2 separate regions of the Mus musculus genome follow, and region 1 is linked to region 2. Evidence: chromatin loops called from intact Hi-C (ENCODE). Cell type or tissue: heart. All regions are shown on one strand.

Region 1 (8,000 bases), 63 kb before region 2:
ATAAGAATTGAGGCTATTGGTCAGTCACCTCACATCTCAAGATCCTCACCTCTGAATTACCTAAAAGAATGAAGGTTTGCACTTTTTTAGTGACTGCTGGATGGCTAAATTGAGAGGGATTTTAAAAACCATTGCATTCTAAAATGTATGGCTGTTGAGTGCAATAAAGAAGCCTTGTCTAACCATGGTGTTTGAGGAGACATGCCAGAGACAGTGGTTCATCAAGAGATGGTGTGGGAGCTGGGGAGGTGGTTCAATAGAAAAGCACTTGCTTGTCAGACACACAGCACACATATAAGCCCCAGGTAGACAGAGAGACCTGCCTGTGGTCCCAAAGCTTCTCAGGGTTGGAATGGGGGGATTTCCCACCAAGCAAGCTGAGTAGGTGGACTAGCCAGAGAGCTCTGGGTTCAAGGCAGAACTCTGTCTCAATAAGTAAGGTGAAGGACAATCAAGGAAAACACCAAATATCAGTCTGTGACCTCCACATGTGTGCAAACACAACCTGCAAACACACCTAGCAGCGATACATACCATATACACATATGCAATAGATAATAATGCTAATATTATGTAATGCAGAATTTATATAAAATATAATGGCATATATAAAGCAGTAATATAATATATATTATGTATATACATGTAATATACATATTAAGAGAGAGATAGATGGTGTGGCCTGCTAGAGCATTAGCAACCCAGACTCTGGGCTTTTCACCATAGGTCAGCATATCACCTTTTGGAGTCTCTGATGCCCTTGAGGATAAAGTTAACTAATGAAGCTAAGTTAAGTCACTGATGGCGCAATCATGCCAGTACTTAAACTCACTTGGGTCATCCTGTTCTGACCCTGAGTGACTTTGAGTTAGGTCTATGTAAAGACGGCATGGGCAGTCAGTGGCAGGACTCCTGCTCAGCCAAAGCCTCCTGCTGGAACTCAGCTAACTGGCCAACGTCTCCAAAAGCATGAGTTTACATCTAGGTCAAAAGTGGTCATAACCAAGGCTATCCCTAATACAGCCCCTGTAGGTATCCGAGTATCTGGTCCTATTCAAAGCAGGGTTGGTGCAAACATGAATCTAGGGTGACCGCAGAACAATAGCAACCCCATATCACGTGATACTAATATAAATACAGATTTTTCAGGCTCCAGCTCCTGCTTACAGAATCAAAAAAACATGGTGCAGGTCAAGACAATGGTGTTGTAACATTCCCTCTGGGGGATTGTGACATGCACTAAAGTGTAGAAACCATGGCTTGGTGCATCTCACTCTCTAGAGAATGTGCTATCAGCAGGTGTTCAGTCAGTCGTTTGCTGATCAGAAGACCTTGGCTCTGGTCCAGTCTGGTAGCACTGATGTCAGAGGTTCTCACGGGGCTCTCCAGAGCCTCTTAGGAGACCTTTTCTTTCTGGGTGGAGGGAAACTTAAGTCGGGGCTCTTTAGGAAGAGATGACCTTTGAGATCTACTTTGAGGTCCAAGCACTTACGACCTGGATGAAAATCTTGCCCGTGAAGACCCCTGAGTTATTAACTTGCTAACCCCATACAGAATCGGGCAGGAAGTGGTGCTAATGCCTGACTTTGATATTGGTCTCCTGATCAGGTACATTAAAAAAATAAGCCTTTCTATACTATAGGCCTGGTACAGCGAAAGCACTCAAGCTTAACAGACCATCAGTGGCTAGCTACCCATTGGCCAGTGGGACAGCATTACAGAAGGACCAAACACAGAGCTGGACATCTGTGACCCTGCCTCAGGCCTAGGTTGTCTGCTACCTGATTATAAGGTTTTAGTGTCCTCTTGAATAGGGCTCATTGTCCTCTCCTGAGAAGTAAAATCTTGCCTGGCCTACAGAGCCTCTTATCTCTATGATGATACCTTTGTGGTCTTAATGATTTAGTAACAGTGTAGTGATGCGCACCTTCCACATGGATAGAAGGAAGAAGATAGGCTGAGTCATGAGGCAACAGCCTCTGGTGTCTCACTAGGGGCCAGTAGGGCTGCCTGGTCCCATCACCCCACACTCTCTGGCACTTTGACTTGTCTTTTGACTCACGCTCGGGGGACTTCAGGATATCTCTGTTTCTTTGCTTTGGAATCCTGGAAATATCCTGGCTTTCCTAGAAGGCTCATCTCCAGACACAAACTTCTACTCAGTCCAGATCTTATAGGCACAGCCTGAGCCGATATGGGTGACTTCCCCATTTCCTGAAGTGAAGGTGCACTTTCTCTGCCTTATTGTCTAGTCTAGCCTCTTCCTGTCTCAGACCCATAGATTGGGGGGGGGGGGGGGGAGAAAACTCCTATGCAAAGTCATACGCATGCCTGTCCCTTCCCTGAAGCTGACCTTTAAAAAGTTCCACCCCATTCAATGGCAGCTTTCTGAGCCAATTGCTCTATTTTTTTCTTCCCCCTCTTAAATCCATTGCCTAACAATCTCTTGTTTAACCTTTTGCCAAATTCTCCACTTCTGTCAGAGGTGACTCTGAGTGAGCAGGTAACTTCTACCTTTGCACCTCTATCGAAACAGGTCCAAAGGTTCCAGAGCAGCTGGCAGGACACTCAGAGCAAGATCCGGTGGCTTCAGGTGCGCCTCGTCCTGGAGCGTGGAAAGGCAGAGGCAGCTTCATGTGGTGCTGAACAGAGAGAGCTAGCTGCAAGAGAAGCCATTCCTCAACCTAGCTGCTGTGACCATTCTCAAGAGGTAAGCTGCCTTCTCTGGCCTATGGGCTAGAGGGAGTAGATAGATATGGCGGGGGAGAAAGTGAGTGTGTATTCATCTGTAACCTGACTAAAGCTCTTTCATAACAGGGGTGATAATCTCTCAGCTCACTTGTGTGGGAGGCAAAGAAAGATGTCAATTTGAAAGGAAAACATTTGAGCCACTTGACTCTTAGAAGAGGAAAAAAAAATCAAAAGAATTGGAAGAGAATGTGAGGGTATAAAGCCTTTTGTAAAGGGTAAAGTTGGAGCAAGGATGCAGGTTTCTTTCATCTTCCATTCAGAAATTCTTAAGAGGAGCCACTTAACAATTGTTGATGTCTCCGGAGGGAGGAAGGACTTCCGGGTTGTGACACTCTTAGGGTCTGGAAAGCATCCTAAAGGCAGGGTATGTGGTGACATTAGGAGCATCTCCTATAAGGGGAGTAGTATGCCTAACCCACTAGTATAGCTAGTGGTAGAGCTATAGTTGACCTAGTCTGTCTCTACGGTCTGCTCCATCGTATAGAAATCTTGGGCGATGTCAGAATCCTCCCCATGTGGGAAACATTTAGAGTGTCATTACCATGCGGTGGAACTGGATGGAAAGACAAGACAACAAGATCTTAGAATGACCCAGCCCTTGCTGAAACGGACACTTAATTCTAGAGATCCATGACGTCAAAAACAACAATTAGACTAGTTGGTGTGCTCCTGCTATGGGAGATGGGATAAAACAGGACTTAGAAACCAGAGATAGATATCCTAGATAGACATCTGAGGCTTGGCATGCACTTTCCCACCTGAGGTTTTCCTGGGGGGGGGGGGGACGCCGGGGGGGGGGGGGAGAAAAGTCTCCTGGGAAGCTGAGCTCCAAAATTAAACAAAAGCTAGAGGCACCTCTATCCGTCCTTCCCAAGGGGTCAGACCTGCAGGTCTCTGAGGTGTGGCACCGGTTTGTTTTTCCTGGTCTTTATAGCAGGGGTGGGTGGGTATGGGGTGCTCTCTGCACAAAGAAGGAATCCTAAGGTAGGCTAGCACTCTAGTGAAGTCTTCACCTTGAACTTCCTGTCAATCCTTGGAGGGATCAAGGCCGGGAAAATGCTACTTGATTCTGCGTGTCGTGAGGTTGCAGCGGGAGTGGGGGAGAGGGAGGGGGCAGAACCTGTCATCTCTCTTCCAATTCTGAGACCGAGGTCTCCTTGTGTCCCTGGGAGACCAGAACCTCAAAGGGTGATCGATTAAGACAACTGTGAACCCGGATAATGCTGAGGTGTAAGAGGGGTCACAGAACACATTTCATCCTTAAACTTGGCGGGGTGAGAGCCGGAGCTGAGCTGGTGTGTCTGCGGAAAGGGAGCCACTTCAACTGAATGGCTCTCTGCCCCCGTGGTTCCTGGCTTATTTATCTATTCTGTTGTCTCTGCGAGGTGCAGAGGTGCCTGGCTTTTTGAATCAGGGAGGTCTGGGGACTGGCGAAAGGAGCTACACAGAGAAAGAGACAGTCGTGCTGCATCTAACCTAAGGGCGGAGGTCCCTCTAGCTGGACTTTCCTGTCCTGCGAACGCAGCGGGGAACAACGTCACCTCCGTTTCTCTGGCAATGAACCCAGGGCCACCTCAACTCGTTTTCATTTGGATTTTCATCTTGGAGAAGAGCTAGTGGGACCAGCGGGAGCAGGTGGACTGTGTTGATGCAAAGGTGGCTCGTGTTTCAGCCCCTGGGGATTGAGGTTAAAGGCTTTGAAAACCGGCTAGGGTAGCTTTGGATATCTGTCTCCTCCTAGTCAAAAGCGGTTCCACTTTCAGTTGTGAAGGAGGAGGGAAAAAAAAGCCAAACCAGGAAGTGAAGTCCCCAGCACCAGCATGTCAGAAAGCCCGGCTATGGCCTGGCTGGGACAGATCAGGGCAGGGCAGAAGTGGGGCCACTAGCCAGGCTGCCTGCCTGCCTGCCTGCATGGACGCTCTGAAGTCACCCTGCCCGCGGAGAAGCCCGGGGTGAGGAAGGGAGGACCGAGGCTCTCCTGCCAGCAAGAAGCCGGAGCCAGAAAGCCTCACTCGGAAGCTCCAAGGCGTGCGTGCGGCCCTTCCCAGGGTAAGGGATCTGGAGCCGGGTGTGATCCTAGGACGGGGCTCCTGCACGCGTGACAGAGGCATCCCAAATCCCTCCTCCCTGCCCACTTCAGGAAGCTGCTTGGAATTCAAAGCTTGCTGTGCCTCCACGTGTGCGCGCCATGCTCTCTCTGCCTGGGAGTGGAGGGCTCCTCTGCATCAGGAGGGATGAGGGGAAGGAGGAAGAGGACACAGGGAGGGACTTTCTCTTAAGGGGTGGAATACAAGCAGAGACCTTTTGGCAGACCCGAGCACGTGGCGGCATAGCTCCCTGGGGTGGGCTGGGGGGTGGGGGTGGGGGGTTAACCCTGATTTTCACTGAGTTTTGACTCCCTCTGATGGTAAGAGCTAAGGAATCAGTCCAAAGAGATGGAGATACAGGCCGAATGAAGCTGGGTCTCTTTTCAGAGCTATAAACACTGGTTAGACCTAAGATGCTCTTAAAGGGTTTTGGGAGCCTTGAAAAGGGGCTGCAGGAGCTGGGCTTTGATACCTCCTAGTGGTATCGCCCCTCCCCCTCCCCTTTGACAGTCTAGTCTGAATGGCAGGGTTGAATCTAAACTTCCTACTTACAGTTGATTGGTGCCTTGTAAGAGGCAGGGTCTAAAATAAAATAAAGCATTGGTCAGGTTTAAAAACTGGAGATAGAAGGCAGTGGATTCTGACCCCGCCCTCTGTGTGCACATGGCAGTTATTTCAGGTAATTTTAGAATTCACCTTGGAAGGAACAGTATAAAATCTTGTGAGCATCACTCATGTGTCCGTCTCTACCAATGAAAGGCACAATAGACTAAATAAAACAATAGCTGTAAATGCAGGCGCTTTGAGAAAAGCAGGTAGCTTACTTAGGCAGGCGAAGTAGCTGGTGTATTTATGGGATATTGGTGTTGGAGACACTAGAAAAAATTGCAGCTCCTATAACCCAGAGAAGCATATTCAATTTAATTAAAAAAAATACTGTTCAGATAAACGAAATTTCAGCCAAGCTATATTACAATTTTATTTTATTTTATTTATTTATTTATTTTGAAACTGATTTTTCACTTTACTTCTTAGGCAGGTGGGGCTGGCCATCTGCCTGTCTCAGCTGCCCAAGTGCTGGGGTTATATGCCTGGGTATATGCTAGTTATTTAGGGCAAAGATACCTTCCACAATATCAGTGTGCCTCTGTGCACCTCAGTGCTACCTCACAGTGAAGAGGCACGTCCTGGGACAGTATGCTACAGAAGGGCAGAGAACTGAGTTCACTGCCAGCACATAGTAGATATCATATTTGAGCAAGATGTTGTTTTGAGGTGGGTGACTTCTCTATTTAATGGTTAAAAAAAAGTGTCAGAGAGGTGACACCCTACCTTCCCATGTTCACAAGGCAAGCAGGTTGTCAATTGTATTGGAACTATAAGCAGTCTGATGCTTTCAAAAATAAAACATTTACAGTTTTATTTTTAAAGCCCATCCTTCACTCACTTTTAGGATAAAGCCTTTCTTTGGATAGCCTAAAAATTGAACTTGTAAAAAGATGTTCCTGTGTGACATTCTGGGTACCAGATTGAGCTCATATGGTCATCCTCTCTTTGAGATTTTTTTTTTTTCTGGAACTAGGAATATGAAAATGCTGCTGTCGTTGGGGAATACCTTGCTTGGAATCTTATGGGGACTTTTATTTTGAATTTCAATAAAACCCTATGGAGCAGATTCTTGGTAGAAAAGTGAGGCTTAGAAAGAAAGACATGCCGGGCGTGGTGGTGCACGCCTTTAATCCCAGTACTTGGGAGGCAGAGGCAGGTGGATTTCTGAGTTCGAGGCCAGCCTGGTCTACAGAGTGAGTTCCAGTACAGCCAGGGCTACACAGAGAAACCCTGTCTCAAAAAAGAAAAGAAAAAAGAAAAGAAAAGAAAAGAAAAGAAAAGAAAAGAAAAGAAAAGAAAAGAAAAGAAAGAGAAAAAGAAAAAGAAAAGGAAAAAGAAAGACATCCAAAACATCATGGATGGTTGGATGTGGAATCTGAACTTGGGCTCACTTCATTCTGAGGATGATCTGTTCTTCAACGAGACTCTTCTGATGAGTCTCGCTTCCTGCGTGGGCCAAAGAATAAAAAACTGGCAGATGTTTACTCTTCTGAAAATCCTCCCAACTCAAATCTGTGAAGACAAAATGTAGACAGACTAGTTGTCAGGGGCTGGGAGGATAGTGGGAGGGGCAGTGACTGCCTCACACGCTCAGGGGTTCCTTTCAGTGTGACGAAAATGTTTTGGAATTAAATAGACGAGTCAGCGGCACATCGTGGTGAATGCGCTAGAGGGTTCACTTTAGAATGTTTAATTTTTTAAAAGGAAGTTCATCTTAAAAAAAGAACAAGAAGAGGAGGGAGCAACTTCTCCCACCTCCAGGCAGAAGAGCTCTCAGGCCCAGGATTAGCAGTATTTTAAAAATCACAAGTATATTACCTGTTACTCTGTCACATTCTTGTGCCTAGCCGATGCACTGACTCTTGGCTGGGTGCAGCCAGAGGTGACTTTTGAGTCTGGCAGCACACGGCAAGCATGGTGTGACCCCAGCAGCAACCTCAGCCTTCACAGCTCATACCCCATCCTGTGGTCAGTACATCTGGGTCTGTCTTGAAGTTAGATACAATCTCTTAGTAGTCCTTCCCACTGGCATAGGGCTGGACTTTTCCTAGGTTCTACATTCCTGGTATGTGAATGAATAAATGAGTTGATAGGGTTTGGATGGTCATCCGGCCTGTGTGCTGCCGTTACAGATCTCAGTCTGCCTGGGTCATTCTATTCTACAACTATGGTGATGGGCTTTTTGAGTGGCTCGTGGGAGATGAGGGGAAGGGAGTGGGGCTGAATCAGGGATAGCCCCATGTCTCCTCCAATTACAAATGCTGTGTTTCAATAGTAACAACGACTTGTTAAGACATTTGTCTGTAAGAGGAACCAAGGTGATGATGGCCCTATCTTTTGAGACATCTTCAACAGGTCATCTGATAGGGAGGGGTAAGGGTGTGAAAATGGAGGCATGTAGAAGAGAGAAAAGAGAAACTCTTTGTGTATGCAGACGCGTGTGTGTGCACAGGTAAACATGTTTGCAGGTGTGTGTGCAGGTAAGTTTGTGCAGGTGCGTGTGTAGACAGGTGTGCACATGCCCCTGCATGCTGAGGACATCCTCTGAGGCTC
Region 2 (8,000 bases):
AAGAATAAAATTATTTATGTTGATATTTAAATGCAAACCAATCTTCCAGACAAGTATTTTGATAATATTTCTGACAAGGTGAATGCCTTGCTGTGCTGCTTAGTTTTTGTTAACTTGACCCAAACCTACACATACTGGGAAGAGGGGTTCCCAAGAGGAATGCCTCCATCAGACCGGACTGTGGGAATTATCTAGGCGTCATTTCTTGGCTGTCGATCGACATGGAAGGGGCCCAGCCCACCGAGGGCAATAGCCTGGGCTGCCTTAAAAAAAAAAAGGTAGCTGAATAAGCAAGGAAGAGCAAGTCACTAGACAGCACTCCTCAGTTTCTGGTTCAAGCTCATGCCTTGGCTTTCCTTGACAATGACTGTAACCTGAAGCCAAATAAACTCTTCCCTCCCCCAACATGGCTTTGGTCAGTGTTTCATCCCAGCAACAGAGAAGTAAAATAGGACAGTTTTAGGGAACAGAAATGGATTCTACTGTCACAACAGGAAATACAACAAAAAGAGGAGAAACCAAGTGGATCAGGTCCAGTAAACAGAAAAGTCACTCACCTGTTACACTTTCTGCAATGGTGTGAACGTGGCGCCTTGTATGCTTGGCAGACTTTACAATACTGGAGATACATGCTATCCTGAGACTTTTCCTTGATAGAAAGGGAGGCATGTCAGTTACTTGATCCTAAATGGTAGCAAGTTGGGCTTTATGAAGGAAGGCCCTAGAGTGCTTTATATTTCTGTTATGGATGAAGGGGAAGGGGGCCAGTAACTTGCATTTTCAACGCCTGCATTTGCACTAACATATTTTAAGTGATAAACTGTAAGGACGGCTTCATTCTACAGATTTCTCAGAGATTATTTTTCTTTTCTTCTCTACACAACCCGAATCCAGTGTCAACTGGTTCTACGAAAGGAGACTTAGGTCCTCCCACTCTTAGTGGGAGCTGCTTTAGATAACCTGACCAGGACTCCACAGTGAAGTAAGAGGTGACACTTTCTGAAATTTCCCCCTCATACAATTACTGCCCTTGTCACCTTTTCTCTTTGGGTCATTTCAGGAACTCCCTAACTGGTCATTTTCTCTCATTTAAATCTCTGTATTATCAAAATATTGTTCCTATATTGCCCTCTGCCAGGGCTTTGCCTAAAACATCTAGACATCCCTGTGGTGCAAGCAGCTCCCATGGATTCTGAGCTAGTTGCTCCCCCCCACCACCAGTTTTTTTTTTTTTTTTTTTTTGCAGTTATACAAGGCTCTTCAGTTTCTGGATATGTTTTCCAACATGTTCTCCGCCTGAGGCGCTGTCCTCCCTTTCTTCTTTTCTGGAAACTTGCTATATTGACCAGGTGGGCCTAGCTCACAAGATGACATGTCCCTGCCTCCTCAGTGTGGAGATTAAGGTATGGACTACCACATACATCCTTTAAACACCACCACCAACAAACCCCCAAAGAACAAGTCTTCAATTGCTTTGGAAATCGCTAACATAGATCATTATTTTCAAATAGACACAAGTTCTACACATAAGTACTCATCAGTCACTGGAGTAGCACCAGTGTCACCTAGGACAGAGGCTGATTAGGTAAAAACCAAAACGTTATCATAATGGCAAACTAAACATAAAAAAATTATGCAAAGGTCATTGTCAAATGGATCTTTTTCTTACCGGTTTCCACCCCCGAGGGACGAAGCCAGGACCAGCAAACATGGCATTGAAGTAATTATAAAGAATCATGACGGTCCAATTTATCAACATGATGAAGTTCACACTTCCTCCAGTTGTATGTAAGGGCCAATACCACAAGACAGAGTCGATCATGGCCATTGTGGAACATATTGCTATAACACCCAGGGCTATGATGGGACCCCAATGACACAGTCTCCTTAAGTCTTGAAGATTTTCAAACTTGATTACTGAGCAGAATATGCCCATCTTGGTGAAGAATGACTTCTTTCTTCTAAAGAACTAGAGATCTCCTTTTCCTGTGCACACATTTCTGTGTGCAACAAGTCCATGTGTGTGCCTGAGCTGTCATGCCTTTGGCTGAAGGGTCACTGAGGTGGGGTATGTCATTTTCAGTTGTGGCCTCCAGAACTCTGTATCTCACAGGAGAATATAGGTTGATTTGAAACACAGCCTAAAGAAAACAAGATGGGAAAACTCCGTTTAGAAAGTCCATATGCCATTTATTTAATATTTAACTCCAAGGAGCACTTGACTCAGCACCTCGAAAGCACACTAGTGTGGAGTTCACCTCTTATCGAGAACAAAAATAATTACTTTGGACCTATCCAGAATACAGTCCGAGCTTGAAGTGCACGAAAACCGGACATATTAAACAGTTTTCCTCTTCTGTTCAAAGTGCCAGAAAGGATCGACTACTCCTAGCTTAGTGGATCGTTAGAGAGAACAAAGACTTAGGGAGCTGAGAAGCAGGGTCTTATCTAATTATCACGTATCTAATTCTTCCTAGAACAGAAACTGGCTTAGAGAGACTGTGATTATATCGACCGACCAAGGTCACAAGTAACAGCTAAGTCCAGAATAGAAGCACCAAACTTCTTTTTTAGGACGTTCTAAACTGCCTCCCAACGAGTTGTGAATTAACTGTGACATGCTCTACGCATATAATACTTTGTGTATTAATAACTGGGCACTTGTTCTCCCAAGCGCCAACATTAGCAATCGATCGGGGTTAAAGGTACAGGAAGAAGGGTGAGATTAAAACGAGAAGGCCGCATGTGTGTGCGCGAAAAATCACAACTGAAGCAGTGCACGAGAACGAGCACAGAGTGGATTTAAGCGGGCGGGGGGGGGGGGATAATTCCCTCCGGGGCCGAGGGAGAAGGGAAGAAGGCACGCACGGGGAATAGTTGTAGACCTGAGTTCTGAATGGAGTGAAATGAGCCGGGAAAAGACCTATGACACATGGGTATGACGTATGCGTAACGGATTCCCACGGAGCAGATGCGCCAGCCCGGTCGGTGCCTGCCTCAGTTTCCCGCCCATGTAGTGGTGCGGGATGCTCTGGGATCTTCACTCACAGGACAAACGTCTTATTAAGCGAGGTCTGGGCTCGATATTTTGGAGATGCTGGGTCGACTAGGTCGAGGCGAAGACCGCCTCGTAAGCGGGTTGCACCCCCTGCGGTGACTCCCACCTCAGTCTGGTCTCCGGTGCCCGCTCCACAGCCATCGCATTTCCGGGACGGCCCGGGCTCAGCGGAACAGATTTTCTCCTCCTTATAGCTCTGTCATGAGCGCTTCAGTCTGAGCAAGCCGAATGCGAACCCTGACGGCGAGACCTGCGCGGGGAACTCGGACCCGCGCGTCTCTGGTTCACGCGGCCGCCGTGAGCCTCCCGCTCGGGTCCTCGGCGCAAGCTCCGCCACAGCCACTTCCGGTCGGTGCGCGGCGTCAATCTTCCCTCGGAAAGCCCGCGCCTGCAACTTAGAGTTTGGGGGCGCTCCAGCCGTTTCTCTGGAGCTGCAGTGTGGGGGACGTGTATTCTGTGATACCCGAGAGCATGTGGGCTTTCGTAGTCTTTTTTTTTTTTTAGGGGTCACCGAAAGTGAACTTTTTCTTTAGTTTTACGTTCGAAGATTTGGGTGGAAAGGAAAAGGCGCAGGCAGCGCAGTTTCCGGAGGACAAGGACTGCGTAGAGCAACCAGGAAGCGGCAGGGCTGGGAGTTGTTCCCGGTTCCCGCTGTGCTGTGGAGACTTCTTCACAGGGTCCCTGCGCCGAGGCCGGGCGCCCTTGGCGAGTCCCGCTCTGAGCGCTAGAACCCGGCTCCGGCCGGCCGTGCCCGAGCTGCCATGTCTTCCGACTTCGAAGGGTACGAGCAGGACTTCGCAGTGCTCACTGCTGAGATCACCAGCAAGATTGCAAGGGTCCCTCGGCTCCCTCCCGGTGAGTACCCTGCCCGGCCGGGCGGGGGCGGCCTGGAGAGCCGGGGGCCGCGGAACGCCGCCTGGGCACGCGGGGCTCGCTGGCGCGAGGCTGCTGTGGGTGGTGCTGGCGGCCCGGGGAGGGGTGCGTTCTGGGTAGTAGGTTGTGATTGGCATTAAATGTGCTTCAAATGCAAAGCACCTTCTGCGTGGAAACCATTTTGGGGGGGTGGCGCCTGTTTCCTACCCCACCGCTTTTTAAAAGCTTGTATAGCCTTGGAAACATTGCTCTGCATCTTGATTTCTTCTTTTTTCCTTTTCTTTTTTTTTTTCTATCTTTTTTTATCTTTTGTAAAATATGAGTATTCAAAGGAACTGTGTGAAAGTATCAAGATTGTGGATCTGTAAATGCAGCAGCAGCGTTGTCGTTTTAGTCAATAATTCTGTTATCCTTATTCGTGGCACACTAGAATGACGAGCTAGGATGCCTGAATTCAAGTCTAACCCTTGCCACTTAGAAGTTGTCTCCTAGGCAAGTTTTCGTTATCCTTCAAAACTTCCTTCTTGGTTCGAGAGACTCGTACCTCTCTCAGGGCGGTTGTGAAGATTAACTGATACGCAGCTGTGAAGCCCTGTGTCTTAGCTCTTGTTAGGATTCCTATTTTTCAGACCTCTGCCCTGATTCTGTGATTCTCATCTTTCTTGGGTATCTATAACCCAGTTTTATATGAAACTTCGTACAGGACAACTTTGCTCACTTTTACAATTCAGCATCCTCCAGGTATTACCCTGCATGCTAGGTTGTCAACAGTGGGAAGGTGGGAGCCTTGTCTGATTTTCTTGACATTTCTTTTCTAAGGGCTCAGATTTTTTTTTTTTTTTTTTGTGAATAAGCAAGGGATTGTTATATAATACTTTGTGACTTATAAGATAGTGTTTTAGGATTTTTTCTTTAAGTACAGATTTAATTTGAGTAGTTAGTAACAGACAAATTGTGAGTTTTATTTATTTATTGGCTCAGTTTCGTTAGGGAAATTGAATGATCACTGGGCTGCTGAACTTGCCTCTACTCCAGCTCTGGAGCATACTGTGTAGAAGAGATGATTCTCATTGGTCTGCAGAATTGTGGGTATCTTCACTTTCTTACCTGGTCAGCCCCAGGCCAAGATGACAGCAGTAACTTCTCTTGAGTCTAAGTTGTTCCTCACCCCCTGTCCAGAATTTCCCCCAATCTTTATGTTTATAAATAATTTTTCCCTTATCACCCCTCCCTGTTTTCTGTTACTAGGGATATTTGCTTGAAGCCAGGACCCCTGAGCCTCCATCCCACTTACCTCCTGAAGTCTCAGTTAGCTCGGAAGGAGGTGAATGATGTCTTAAAGAGGCTTATGAGTTCAAGGAAGGGAGCAAGGGGAGAGAACCAGTGTAGCGTATACCATGGAGCTGTGTTGCCTCAGAGATTTTTACAAAAAAAATCTGATGGAAGATGGCCTCCTGCCTTCATGATACTTCACTTCACCTCTTCTCTTCAGTCCCACTTGTCTCCATTGCCCAAGATCATCTTGATTTTGTTGCCGTTGTTGTCTGAGACTCGTGCCTTTGAATTGAGTCCCAGAGCCTCAGTACCAGGATGTGCAGTCGCGGTTGGATTTTGCTCATTTTGAATTTTAATATTTTGTTTGTTTTTTAGCAGTAGAAACTTTTTTTTAAATATAATTTGGGCAAATAGCTTTATTATTGAGAAACTGTTTTACAAAGTAATATTGTCCTGAATATAAAGTTTTGAAGACTCTTTCTAAGAAAATAGATTTTGTTACAATTGATTTTCTTGCCTTTGTGTTTAAAATTTTTACTACATATAAGGAAACAGTTGAATTATTTTAAAAAATAAAGATGCTATTATCCCTGTCCTTACACTTAGTGTAATGTGAGACCCACACACAGCAACCATGTTTCATTTGAAAGGAGGTTGTCTTGTTGGCACTGTGGGGGGAAAATGTATATTTATTTGAATAATTAAATGATTCTTGAAAACACAGTGGTTTTCTTGTTAATGTGCTTGCTCCCTTTTTAACTTGCTCCTAATTGATAGAAAAAGATATTTTTCCATGAATTTATGAACTAACAGGAATTGATACTATAACCATGACAAGAGCAGTATCCTTGCTATGGGATTATATAGTTACCAATAATTATATTGTTAACATAATTACTGTAACTAAAAGATCCCACAGCATCATAATGGTTGTGTCACTCAGCTGAGACAGACCCAGAGAGGAGTGGTAATTTATTTGAATTAAAACGATTTAAAAATTGGAGCCAATTTTAAAGTCCAAGCAGCTCCTTCTCCCAAATAACAGCTGATTTAAGTTGCAGCACTGAGCCTCTGTGGAGATGAACCATTCTCTGCTGTGCCTGTGCAGCTGCTAAGGAGACTTCCAAAGAGAACAGGACACAACACAACACAACAAAACAACAACAAACAAACAAACAAACAAACAACCCCCAACATTCTGAAGCTTTATTTTAAAAAGAAACTGATTATTCTGTAATAATTTACCAGTGAAAAGACTTTGCTCTTTGAAGTGTTTGAATCTTAACTAACTTTAGTAGCTGTGAGATGGGTGAGTCCCTTAATGAATACCCTGTGGTTACTAAATTTAAAGATTGAATTTTACTGGTGATTGTTCTGTGGGGAAGTCAGACAAATCAGGGAAATCTACGAGCCAAGACATAGCCCATGTGACAGTCCTGTGTTTGTGCTGGGAGTGAGTTTCTTAGCAGCAGAGTTCTTTCTGCAAGGTGGAGCTTGCGTCACAGCAGGCAGGCATCTTTCAGGGTCTTCAACAGAATTTTACTCTGCAATTACTTCTTTATCTCCCCACGGGCAATTGTGACTCCTGCTAGGGTTATAGTTAGAATGTTCCAAGACTGTATCATGACAGAATGATTAAGACTCAGGCTGCTGGTGTCAGACCTGTTTAGGATCTCACCTCTGCCTAATCTTACTACACGTAGCTGTGGACAAGTTTCTTGGCTCTGTAAGCCTGCCTCGTCCATCAGTAGAGTGGGAAGGAAGGGTGCTCATTTCAGCAAATGAAGCATGGCACACCAGCAGAGGAAGCATAGCAAACTAGCCCTCGAGAGATGCCATTTAGTTACTCTACGGGGCTTCAGTCAGCAGTGGGCAGGGCTGGCTAGGATCCAGCTCTTCAGACTCTGTCATTGAAATTGTACTTTAAAGGGAACCTTGAACTTCTTGCATCCTTTCTGTGCCTAATCTAGAGTGAAGTTAAGTCTCTTGACGAAAACCTATATTTGAAGAGAAATGGGCTGTCAGGGCTTTAGCATGTGGAAGTAGAAATGGTGTTGAATTCTGGTGATGGAAAGAAGGGAATTGAGGGAGGGGAGTTAACAGAGATGCCACAAAATAGGTGTTGCTTAGAAGGAAACCCTTGAGTTTAATGGAGTAGCTGTCACACCGTGCAAAGTTTAGGAGACCATTAAAGCTGCCAGATATATATATATATATTTTAAATAGTTTTGGAGCTTTATTGTAGAAAGGCAGAGAGAAAGAGAGAAGGTAGAAAGGGAGAGGCCAGCCATGGGCACGTGGAGAGGGGCAAAGGGAGAGAGAAAAGGAGGGCTAGAGAGTAAGAAAGGTGAGAGCTTAAGAGCCAGATATACTTTTTAGTTGAGTATATTGAGGAGACAGCTGTCAGCTGCTACCTATGGTTCAGTTATGCTTTATAAACAACTATTTATGGAATTTTAGTCATCTTTGGGTAACAAATACAAATTTGTGTCAAGTGTACATATACATTCATATTTTCATTTTTACACTTCTACACATTGTCTACACTATAAACCTAGAGGGATCTTGTCCTTAAATTAACTATAAACTAGGACAGTTTATAGTTAATTTAAGTAATGGCTTCACTTTGTATTTGTGGAGCCAGGTGTAGGACCCAAGGCCTTATCTCTTGTTAGACCCACACTCAGTCAGCTATACTCCTGGCCCAAAACATTTTACTTTTAGAATAATTGAGATTGTATAACAATCACAAAATGACTCTTCATTTCCGCATGTCAGTGGACCTTGTTACCAC

The links. Hi-C counts contacts between places; a loop is a spot of excess contacts. Peaks named below come from ENCODE experiments on the same cell type or tissue, not always from the same donor. Only the 100,000 strongest peaks of a DNase experiment are listed, where the experiment ranks them.
Region 1: a loop joins it to region 2, with 3 times the contacts of the local background. A loop is called at or near these places in 7 of 42 quality-filtered maps.

What each region holds. Positions count from the first base shown.
Region 1 is chr19:55,249,367-55,257,366 of GRCm38, forward strand. Acsl5 (acyl-CoA synthetase long-chain family member 5) reads left to right here and starts at 4,003. Exons shown (of 22, transcript NM_027976.2): 1 at 4,003-4,800. In heart, CTCF peaks have their summits at 4,249 and 4,449; DNase peaks (open chromatin) are centred at 3,665, 4,235 and 4,625; H3K4me3 peaks cover 2,197 bases; H3K27ac peaks cover 2,121 bases.
Region 2 is chr19:55,312,632-55,320,631 of GRCm38, forward strand. Zdhhc6 (zinc finger, DHHC domain containing 6) reads right to left here and starts at 3,405. Exons shown (of 11, transcript NM_025883.4): 1 at 3,165-3,405; 2 at 1,670-2,141; 3 at 558-649. The coding sequence starts at 1,936. Vti1a (vesicle transport through interaction with t-SNAREs 1A) reads left to right here and starts at 3,426. Exons shown (of 8, transcript NM_016862.4): 1 at 3,426-3,913. The coding sequence starts at 3,820. In heart, a CTCF peak has its summit at 3,929; DNase peaks (open chromatin) are centred at 3,280 and 3,800; H3K4me3 peaks cover 2,805 bases; H3K27ac peaks cover 1,928 bases.